Linked DNA regions of Homo sapiens: region 1 is linked to region 2. Evidence: chromatin contacts called from ENCODE Hi-C or POLR2A ChIA-PET data. All regions are on one chromosome and are shown on one strand. The core of a region is the stretch at or near the end of the contact, and the rest is flanking DNA. Distances in the headings are between cores, read along the strand shown.

Evidence for each region. Hi-C counts contacts between places; a loop is a spot of excess contacts on that map. ChIA-PET counts read pairs that join two places held with the same protein, here RNA polymerase II (POLR2A). Pooled maps may share reads with other maps.
Region 1: a pooled map shows a loop between it and region 2 (6-fold over the local background). The contact joins the promoter of PDIK1L here to the enhancer-like site in region 2. A Hi-C loop is called at or near these places in 2 of 37 single-sample maps with no recorded cell type and 5 of 50 pooled maps. POLR2A ChIA-PET finds 5 or more read pairs at or near these places in 1 of 52 experiments (CD4-positive, alpha-beta T cell).

What each region holds. Positions count from the first base shown.
Region 1 is chr1:26,107,720-26,113,115 of GRCh38, forward strand. PDIK1L (PDLIM1 interacting kinase 1 like) reads left to right here and starts at 4,105. Exons shown (of 3, transcript NM_152835.5): 1 at 4,105-4,196. RefSeq lists silencers at 3,119-3,398, 3,459-4,098 and enhancers at 4,149-4,378, 4,759-4,868.
Region 2 is chr1:25,026,392-25,032,077 of GRCh38, forward strand. No RefSeq gene overlaps it. Among named protein-coding and RNA genes, the nearest start is that of MIR4425, 5.7 kb to the left of the region's middle. RefSeq lists enhancers at 1,053-1,592, 1,593-2,130, 1,672-1,721, 2,131-2,670, 2,623-2,712 and 2 more and a silencer at 4,725-4,774. Within about 2 kb of position 2,765, at least 8 of the 41 ENCODE cell types and tissues checked have a DNase peak (open chromatin) inside an H3K27ac peak, as active enhancers do; they include CD4-positive, alpha-beta T cell, where a contact is called at or near this core.

The DNA of each region.
Region 1 (5,396 bases), core at 2,855-5,354, 1.1 Mb after region 2:
TTCTATGCAGTTTTATTTGTCCTTAGACTGTATCCCATTAGACAGGTACAAACAAGGATTACATGACTGTAATCCCAACACCTTGAGAGACAAACGAGGATCACTTGATGCCAGGAGTTTACGAGCAGCCTGGGCGACACAGCGAGACCCTGTCTCTACAAAAAAAAATTTTTTTTTTTTTTTTGAGACAGGGTCTCGCTCTGTTGCCCAGGCTGGAGTGCAGTGGCGTGATCTCAACTCACTGCAGGCTCTGCCTCCCAGGTTCACGCCATTCTTCTGCCTCAGCCTCCCGAGTAGCTAGGCCTACGGGTGCCCGTCACCACGCCCGGCTAATTTTTTATATTTTTAGTAGAGACAGGGTTTCACCGTGTTAGCCAGGATGGTCTTATCTCCTGACCTCGTGATCCGCCCGCCTCGGCCTCCCAAAGTGCTGGGATTACAGGCGTGAGCCACCGCGCCCAGCCAACAAAAACTTTTTTAAAATTAGCTATGCCTATAGTCCCAGCTCCTCAGGAGGCTGAGGTGGGAGGATCCCTTGAGCCCAGGAGTTGGAAGTTAGTGAACTATGATCACCACTGCACTCAAGCCTGGGCGACAGAATGATATCTCTTTATTTTTTATTTTTTTGAGATGGAGAGTCTCGCTCTCTCGCCCAGGCTGGAGTGCAATGGCTCGATCTCAGCTCACTGCAAGCTCTGCCTCCCAGGTTCACGCCATTCTCCTGCCTCAGCCTCTCCAGTAGCTGGAACTACAGGCGCCCACCACCATGCCCAGCTAATTTTTTTGTATTTTTAGTAGAGACGGGGTTTCACCGTGTTAGCCAGGATGGTCTTGATCTCCTGACCTCATGATCCACCTGCCTCGGTCTCCCAAAGCGCTGGGATTACAGGCGTGAGCCACTGCACCCGGCCTGAACTCATCTCTTTAAAAAAGAAAAAAAATCAAAATACTTAAGAAGCCATTTGAAATTATTTTCTCTGTGTTACACCACCAATCTGACATTACAGATGGTTCGTTTCCATTTGTTTTTAATTTTTATGGAGTGCTTTATTTTATTGAACTTTGTCTTATAAATATGTGAAATGTTTACAAGAGTCCAAAATTGTACTATATAAAAGGTATATTCATAGAAGTCTCATTCCCATCTCTATCCCCTCCAACCCACATAGGCAACTATTTTTTTAGAAGTTTGGGATTTATTCTTCCATTGTTTACCTTTTAAATATAAGTACTTAATGTATATTTATCTCTCCATTACTCACATGTAATAGCATACTATAAACACTGTATGCACTTTGCTTATTTCACTTAATAATAAACAGATCACTTGATATTAGTATATGTTTATTAGTATATATAAGAAATCTTCCACATCTTTTTTTTTTTGAGATAGAGTCTTGCTCTGTTTTTTTTTTTTTTTTGAGACAGAGTCTTGCTCTGTCGCCCAAGCTGGAGTGCAGTGGCTTGACCTCGGCTCACTGCAACCTCCGCCTCCCAGGTTCAAGAGATTCTCCTGCCTCAGCCTCCCAAGTACCTGGGACTACAGGCAAGTGCCACCACACCCGCCTAATTTTTGTATTTTTAGTAGAGACAGGGTTTCACCATGTTGGCCAGGCTGGTCTCAAACTCCTGACCTCAAGTGATCTGCCCACCTCGGCCTCCCAAAGTGCTAGGATTACAGGTGTGAGCCACCATGCCAGGCCTCTTCCACATAGCTTTTCATGGCTGCATAGTACTTTATCCTGTGTATGTACTATAATTTATTCAACCAGTTCTTTATCATTAGACATGTGAGCAGTTTCCAATCTTTTGCTATTCATTAATGCCATAATGAACAGCCCTGTACATACAGGTTTGTTGTTTTGTGTGTGTGTGTTTGCCAGTATATTACTAGGATAGATTCCTCGAAATCTAGTATTTGATCTAGGGTTACTGGATCAAATAATATTGCTATATATTGCCAAATTTCCTTGTTAACTGTTATATCACTTTGTCTTCCCACCAGCTATGTATGAGAATGCTAGCCTTAGGTGTATTTTGATACCATATCAGATTGAGGAGGCTGCAGAGATGAATCACAGACAAGGTTCCTGCCCCTAGGAATTCTCAGTCCTCCAGGAGGCCTAAAGGCTAAAAAAAATGACATAATAAGCAGGAGGCAGATTTACCCTGAAACTAATGAATCTTAAGCTTCAGAGTCCTTTACTTATAGGGACCCTTTCCAGTGTTCCAGATATGTGTTCACAGGGCCATTTTATAACATTTTTCCTCAGGAGGACACCCCAAATTATTTAAGTTTCAGGTCCCACAAGATCTAAACCCCCCTCACAGACTTAACAGTGAGCCTAAACTGGGGGCGAGAGTGGATTTCAAATCTCATCTGCAGCTGACTTAAGAGCAAGGGTTCCTATGATATTTAATGACTGAGACAAAATGAAAACGCTACTTTGATCGAGAGAGAGGTCCCTCCCCTGATTGGGATCAATAACCCACACAGGTAGTTAGCTGTCTACGCAGAGCCTTCTATATTTTCCCTCTACTTTTGAGGGCGGGAAATAAGTCTTGGCTGACACCAGTGTTTCCAGCAAACAGCTGAAGACTTGACACTTGGATGGCACTCAGGACAAAAATCTGAACAGATTACAGAACCGTTGTTGTTTTTTTTTTTTAAGGGGAGGGTGTGTTACACCAGGAATGGGTATTCAAGGTAGACACATCCCAAAACAGACACTTCAGTGAGAAGAGGCAGAGGTGTTTCCTCACCTGTAAAAACAGGATAATAAAACCTACTCTTGTGGGGTTTGGTTAGGATTAAGCAAGATCATTTATATAAAGACCTAACCCAGTGCCAGACTCTCGGGAGAAGGGGCATAAAGGACAGAAAATAAAATGAGTTGATCTTTGAGCACAGCGACAGGGATTTTTTGTACATCGTGCCTTACAGAGCGAGCGCTGGGAGGAGGAATCATCACCCTGCTGAGAAGTAATGGGTGCAGAATAAATCGAGTAAGAAGGAATGGACTTTTCTGGCGGATGCTTACTGATCTAACAACTGGATGACTGAGGAATGCGGTCCTAAGTGACCCCGGGCTGGCTGTGGGGCCAACAGCGTGCGGGATCTGACTAACAGCGTGTGGCAGCCGAGCGACTGCAGCAGCGGCGGGGACCCCATTGACTGTCCAGCCCCGAGAGCGGCAGGAGCGCGGTGGATCCTGGCTCGGACCAAGGCCTCTCCCCTGCGCCGACTGCAGACCAACCCTCCACCAGGAGCCTCGCGGGGGGGCGCCGTGGGCACCGCAGCCAGGTGCAGGCGCCTCCGCGCCCTCACTCCCCACGCCGAGGAGGTGGCCCTGGCTCCCTGCGGCCGCAGCCGGGGAACAATGAGGCGCCGGCCTCTTTAAGGGAGATACCACCGCGCCGGCGGGGCAGGGGACGGCATCCTCCCAGATGATCGCACCCAGCCCCGCGCCGCCGCCGCCGCCGCCGTCTCCGCAACTGCACCGCCCGCAAACATGGCTCAGTGACTCGGAGAAAAGCTGCAGTCTCCCTCCCGGCGGGGCGGACGCCAGGCCTCCTTGGTCGGGCCGCACCTCCCCGCAGGCCCGCCAAAGAGCACCGCGCCCCGCAGGCACCCGAGACCCGCGCGGAAGATGCACCGGGCGTTCCACCCCAGCGAGCCCCGCACCCCAGCCCGCAGCTCGGTAGGTCGGAAGGGGGCGGGTAGAGGGAGGGGAGGCCGCGGCCGGGCGCGCGCAGCCCCAGGCCCGGACCTGCCGCTGCAGACGGTCCCCGGGGCCGCGGGCCCTGAGCGCCCGCTGCGGCTGGAGGGTGGCCGAGCCCCGGCGTGGCGTGGCCTCGCGGTTCCCGAGCCCGGCCACCCCTGCGGGGAGCAGCACCAGTGGTGCGCTCCGGAGCGCGCACACCTCCGACGACTCCCGGCTCTGCAAATCCTCGAGAGAGGGAGGAGGCGAGCGGAGCGCCGGCCGCGCGCCTCGTCGGTGGCGCGGAACGTCCCGGCTCGCGCTACGGAAAGCCGGAGGGGGGCGGGGCCGTCGGCGTAAGGGGGTGTGTCCGCGCGCACCACGGGGGCGCGCGCCGGCTGCTGACTGGAGGCGGCGGCAGCGGAGGCGCGAGCTGCCCGATAATGGCGGCCTGCAGAGCCCATGAGAGGGAGAAGCGGCAGCGTCTACCCTGAGGTAAATCTGGCCTTTCGGCGTGGCGGAGAGGTCTTGCTGCAGAGCCGATGGCCCTGCATGTGCCTCCCTCCCTGGGAGGCTTGTCACAGACGTGTCAGCGGAGTCATCCTGGGGAAGGCCCTGCGCTCCTCAGGCCACCGACCCCAGTCGCGGCCTCCTCTCATACCGGGGCCACCTCCCCCCGGCCCTCAGCCCCCAGCCCCGAGGAGTTGAGGCAACTGCAGGGCTGGCTCCTCAGAGCGAAGGGGCTCAGGAGGCTCCCCTCCGGGCTTCATCTGAGCACGGCCGAGGAGGGGGAGGGCCTGACACTTGGCCAATGAGCGCGGCCTGAGCCGCCGCGTCGGGCAACACCTCTGGCCGCGACTGGCCCTTCCCGGGCGCCGGCAGGTGTCTGGCCTGGCCGGCTCGCGTCCCAGCGCCTGGTTAGAGCAGCGGGAGCGAGGGCCCGCCACTTTCGGTCGAAAGTCACTTAGGTTCGCATCGGATGCATCATTGGATCCGGGATCCCACGGGTTTCATAAACACCTCTCTCCTCCCTATTCAGGAAGGTGCTCTTCCCCATGGGGACTGTACCAGGCTGGAGAGGACATGGCACTGCTTCAGAGACACGAACCACCTTGAGTGGATGTGATTGGCGATCCCCGTAGAGCAGGAAAGCTCGTCTGCTGTGCAGCCGGCGCAGAGGATTCTGTGGCAGGAAATTAGACACTAGGAAATTCAGTAGCGATTTGAAGGGTGGGTGTCCAGTTAGAGGAAGTGGGACTGAACACAATCTCAGAAGTCATTTCTTTTTATTAAATCTATCCTGTAGACTTAAAGCAGTGGATCCCAACTTCTCAGGCTCTAGGGTCAGTAGCCTTTTGCTTCCCCAGCTGTACAGAATAAATATTGTACAATCTCAGGTTACTTTTCTAGCCCGTGGTCACAATCTACAAATGAGAATTCGTTCATGAAGTTGGTTATAATCTAGAAATTCTTTGGGCGCTGAGGAAGCCCACTTTAGACTTTCTCCATTCAACACATGAGCATTTCTGTGCAGGGCCTTTGCCCTCGCCTTTAAACCGTTCAGTAAGTTGAATTCCCAAGAACTCTGTCAGAGAGCCCCTTGATATGCAGGATCTTTGTTGGCAAAAATGACCTAGAACTAAATAGATATTGTTTACTCCAGCTGTCTTATGACTAGGAAAAAGGAAACATAAA
Region 2 (5,686 bases), core at 1,515-4,014:
AGCCAGATTCGATTCCTGCTTTGATCCAACCCTTGCCTTACGGTTCAGCCTTGCCAGCCTCAGGGATGGGGCACACTGTGTGCTGTAGAGACTTGGACACTACCCATTGCCAGCCAAGCTGCCCCCAGGAAAGCCCTGAGTGTCAGTGCTCTGTTAGGCCTCGGCAGGGGGCCAGCAGCTGTCCTCCAGAAGCTTTCAGCCTAAGAAGGAATGGTTTGCAGTTCTTTTCCAGCCCTTTATAGTTTTACAGAGCAAAGATTTCTCCTCCAAGCTCATTGCATCCTCATGCCAGCTGGGAGGGTGGACAAGATAGAAGCCACAGGCACCTGCTCTGCTTAAAATAAAAATTTTTTAAAATGTTCTTTAGCTTTTCTTTTGGTGCTGGGGTTCAGGAGGCTGGTCCTGCAGAAGCAGAAGTGCTTATGACGAGCTTCCCTGGAAATCCCAGAAGGGAAGTTTGGGAAGGATTCTGAGACAGCGGGAAGCTGATGATTTTGAAGATGAGAGACCTGTCCAGGGTCCCACAGTGAGTGTGCAGAGCCAGCAGGGGAGGCTGGTCGGCCGTGCCTCACCCAGCACTCAGCTCTGATCAGACGTGGAGCTGAGATGACCAGGGCCTGACTTGACCATGACCTCAGGAAGATCCGGGCAGTCAAGTCTGGGATGGAGACTCGGAAGCCTGCCTAGTTCAGAGCTGCCCGATCAGGCGAGGGGAATCCCAAGGCCAAGTAGTGATGGGAATGCAATGCCCCCTCCCCAGCCCATTCTACATCCCCTGTCTTTTGCATATGACTGAGAACCTCTGACCTGAAGCCCTGGCGGGATTCCAGTACAGCCCAGACAAAAAATTTCCCCTGTGGTTTGAAATGGATCTCAGCCATCACTTCCTGTGCCCCATGGGAGGTGGGAGCGGAACAGGGGGCCAGAAAGGGGGTGACCTTGTTGTCAGGTTCCACAGATACACTTGGGGGGCTCTGGCGTGAGAGTCTGTCCACTGAGGGTTCCACCCTGGCCAGGTCTATCTGTGTGACTTCTGGCAAATCCCTCTCCTCTGAAATGGATGGGACCTAAGGGCAATTGTCTGGCAACTGTGGTTTTAACTACTTTGTCCTCCTGAGGGACCAGAAGGGACGTAAGACAGAAGCCAAGCCAGGAGGTATTGGGGAAGGACTAAGGTTTTGAATTGGACAGTCTGAAATCAAATGCTGGCCCCACCACTTACTTGCTGTGTGGCCCTGGGCAAGTGACTTCACCTCTCTGAGGTTCCATCTCTGCATTAATAATACTAATAATAATCACAGGATGTGAGCCCCGTTTTTCTGCCAGACACTCTTCCAAGTGACTCCTCTCTGACACGGCCCAATCACCCTCTAGGGTAGAGGCTCTGAGGATCCCAAGTAGGAGACGAGGGTGTGAGGTTTGGCATGAACACTGCCCGCCCGACTCCAGATGCCCTGGCCTTTGCTGCCTGCCATGCAAGAGGCGGTCTTGCAGATGAAAGGAGATCATTTGAGAGAAGTTTCCAGCTCCCTGTGCTCAGTCATGGAAGTTGTCATATTATTGTCACCGTTACTCACTTTCCTCCTTTCCCTGGTGAGGGCCGGCCCTGCCTCGTAAGTCCAACTCCTGCCCACTGCTCCCCATGGGGTGCCCACCGCCTCCAGCTGGGAGCCTCCTCTGCACTCTCTGTCCTCCAAAACCCATGGATGTGCCTCCAGGGGGCAGAGGTCTGGGGGCCCTTCTGAAGGCCTGTGGCTCAGCCCCCTCATTTCAGAGGCAGGGAGAGGCCACTTCCCAGGACCCCACAGTGGCTCCAGCACGTGCAGCCCCCCAGCCCCTTCTTCCTCTTCTTTCTGGGTCCTTTCCCAGAGTCAGCTGCCTCCTGCCACCAGGCAGCAGGGCCACTGGGGATGGCTGGCTAGGCTCTTGGCTTCGACACACATGGTGGCTTCATCCCTGGGTGGAGCAGTTGCTTGCCTGCAAGATGGCTTCTAGAATGTCTTCCCTGCGTGCCGGAAAGTCCACCATGAGCGTGCCATCCTCCAGAGTCAAGCACGCAGCATGGTACCTGCTAAGCTCCCCAGGAAAGATGGGAGCTGGGAGACCTAAGAGGGCATGGGGGGTGCTGCAGGGGAATGAGGTGGTCAGAGCCCAGGGCAGGGTCACAGAGTGGCATCTGAGACTGAGGGCAGCCACCAGCAAGGTGAGTTTGTTCCTCTCCTCTCTGCTGGGCCCTTTGGGTGCCCCTAGGCTCTGCGGCGGGCACTGGGGTTTGAAATATGGGCAGAAAAGATGAAGGCTTCTTTCCTCCCATTCTCCCAGTGCGCACGCCTCAGCTGGCTTCCTCATTCACTCGTGTTCACTCGGCAAACATGTACTGAGCACCTCTGGGGGGCCGAGTGCCTCTGGGCCCTGCAGCTCGCCTGAGTCCTCATCCGAGTCCGCACCCCACCTCCGTCCTCTGCAGGTCCCCTTCTCTCCCTGACTCTCCTCCGCCACCCTCATCAGCCCCAGGGCTCGGGGAGCTGGGACAGAACCCAAAGAGAGATGAGCTCGTGGTCTCAGCTGTGAAGTTGGCTTTGGTTTTTCGGTTGCAAATCACACCCATATTAGGAACCGGCGGGAAGGAAGATGACTGCGCCAGAGCCTGTGTTTTCTGGAAACACCGCAGGGCGGTGAGAGGTTTTCCAGGCCCTGCCTCAAGCCAAGAGGCAAGATTTGAATCACTGAACTGTCATGAGGTGTCTCCCAAGTCCTGGGTCCAGCATTGCTCCCTGAGAGCACCAGGAAGTAAAATGCCCTCAACACAGAGGTCCCCTGAGACCCACAGAGAGCCCACGAAACACTCACCGAGCGCCGACTTGGCGCCAAACCCTTCCCATTCACTTGGCCATTTAATTTTCAAAACCTGTTGTGTGACAAGTGGTGACTCTCACTCCACAGAAAAGGAAGCCACTCCACTCTTGAAAAGGATGCCAAGCGGCACCCCCGCGGCCACACAGCCAGCAGCCCAGATCTACCTTCTCCAAAGCTTGGCTCTGAATTGCGAGGCTGCAAAGCCCCATTCTCCTGGTGCCCATCTTGCCCAGCCCAGCAGCGGGAGCCCTTCTCAGGGAAGAACCTGTTGCGAGGGGAGAGGCGGAGCTGTCGCTGATGGACGGAGCACAGCTCCCCACCCGCAGTGGGTACTCAGGAAATGTCTGTTGACAAACAATCCTGTCTTCATAAAAACAAAACTGGCAATGCAAGTGCATAAAAGAAAAATACTGGAATGAAATGCACCCAAATGTCACTATTCTAATGAAGATGATAAGGAATGTGATTTTCTTGCTCTTTCCTGTGCTTATCTGTATTTTCTATATTTGTTGCAGAGAAGTTAAAAGAAAAGAAAAACCGTAAAAGGAAAGCCAAATGCCTCCTCCAGAGCTGTCTGACAGGGTTTTGGGGAGAGATGGTCTGGGGAGGCTGCAGTCAGCAGTACAGCCCCCGGGGGCTGTCAACAAGCAAGAGAGGTCAGAGACCAGTGGCCCTGGCTGGCCTCCCTGGTTGACCCTCTTAGAATCAGAAGATACCACTTTGAGCATCTTGGGGTGCAGGTGATGAGGGGAAACAGTAACTTTGGGAGCAAGCAGTCAAGGATGAGGATTTGGGGGTCAAGAGACCTGGGAAGCCCAGCTCACCATCTAGCCTAGAGTGTGCCCTGCGGCAAGTCATTGTTCTACTGAGCCTCAGTTTCCCCATCTGCAAAGTGGGTTTCTGGAAGGCTATCATGAGGACTAAATGAGGTCATGCATATGGAACAATCAGCCAGTCCTTAGCATGCAGTAAGTGCTCAAATAAGGGTAGCTCTTGGTCATTCTTCTTCTTCTTCTTTTATTTTTTTTTTTTTCCTGAGACAGAGTCTTGCTCTGTCACCCAGGCTGGAGTGCAATGGAATGATCTCAGCTCACTGCAGCCTCCGCCTCCTGGGTTCAAGTGATTCTCCTGCCTCAGCTTCCTGAGTAGCTGAGATTACAGGTGCATGCCACCACACCTGGCTAACTTTTTTGTATTTTTACTAGAGAGAGGGTTTTGCCATGTTGGCCAGGCTGATCTTGAACTCCTGGCCTCAAGTGATCCACCCGCCTCAGCCTCCCAAAGTGCTGGGATTACAGGCATGAGCCACTGCGTCTGGCTGTTTTTCTTCTCTTCCAGTCCCCATGGTCATTAGGTAAAGCCTGGCCTTGGCACTCAGGCTGGAAGTTGGCTAGAGGGGATTTGGAACTAACCCCCTTGGTGTAAGGTGAAGAGTCTGAAATTTAGGGAGGGGAGGAGGTAAGAACAGAGTCAGACTCCTCCCTCCGCCACACCTTGCTGCTTCCAGCCCTCACTGTTCCAGAGCAGAAAGTGTGGGGTTTAGATGCTCCCGGGGACCTGAGATCCATGTCAGTCCTCCCAGTGTGTGGTTCTAACACCTTCCTCAGTGTGGGCCTCTCCCTGTCCTCCCACCCCACCCAGCCCCACCCTGGCCAGTCTCAGGACCTGTGGAAACCAGGAGGACCAACCAAGTTCTCCTTCTCACTCTCTGTCTGAGTCAACCCCACCACACCATGGAGGTGACTCAGAGGAGACAAAGCCCCAAACCACACCCCATTCACGGTTTGGAGGGGAGCCTCACTCCAGGGCTGGGTTTCCCAGGGTCTGTTCTGCCCTGCCAGACACTCTCAGGCTCCCTAGGAAGAGGAGGATGGAGACTGGAGAGATGGAGGGATGGAAGGATGGAGGCTGGAGAGATGGAGACTGGAGGGATGGAGGATGAAGGGATGGAGGCTGGAGGGATGGAGGGATGGAGGCTGGAGGAATGGAGGCTGGAGAGATGGAAGGATGGAGGCTGGAGGGATGGAGACTAGAGGGATGGAGGCTGAAAAGATGGAGGGATGGGAGGGATGGACGCTGTAAGGATAGGGGCTGGAGGGTGGAGGCTGGAGGGATAGAAGGATGGCGGGATGGGAGGAATGGAGGCTGGAGGGATGAAAGGATGGAGGCTGGAAGGATAGAGGCTGGAGAGATGGAAAGATGGAGGCTGGAGCAATACAAGGATGGAGGCTGGAGGGATGGAGGCTGGAGGGATAAAGGAGGAAAACAAAGAGCGGGAGGGGTCTGGGCACTAGGCTAGGGCCTCAGCTGCTGGGCCTGTACCATGGCAGGGAATCCATGAATCCTGGAGGCATTTTTGGCTGGTTCCAAAGTCAGACAAAGTGTGAACCTCTCTCTGCTACAACCTTGGCCAGAAAGTCTGGTGCAGAGACGATGAGACACTGGGGACCCCCACTTGTTCACATTTGTTCCGTTGCTCACTTGTTCAAAAAACACGCGTGAAGCCCCTGCTTGGAGCCAGGCACTGGGCTGGGTTCAGGGTTTCCAGATGAATCAGGCCTGCTCCCCGGGGGACTCCCAGTCGTTCAGAAGAGAGACAGACATTGAAACAAATAATTAAAGACACGAATGAAAGCCTCTGAGATAAAAATACACAAGATCGGTGAACACAGAGAGAGTCACTGAGACAAGCTTAGGGTTGACCCTAAGCTTGAACCAGAGGGAAAACTCAGACCTCCACCGAGTAGGATGGGCAGTGGGAGGCTGGGGTGCAATGATCCTGAAGGATGCTGAGGGACCCACCACTGCTCCCGTGACCTCCACCTGACGT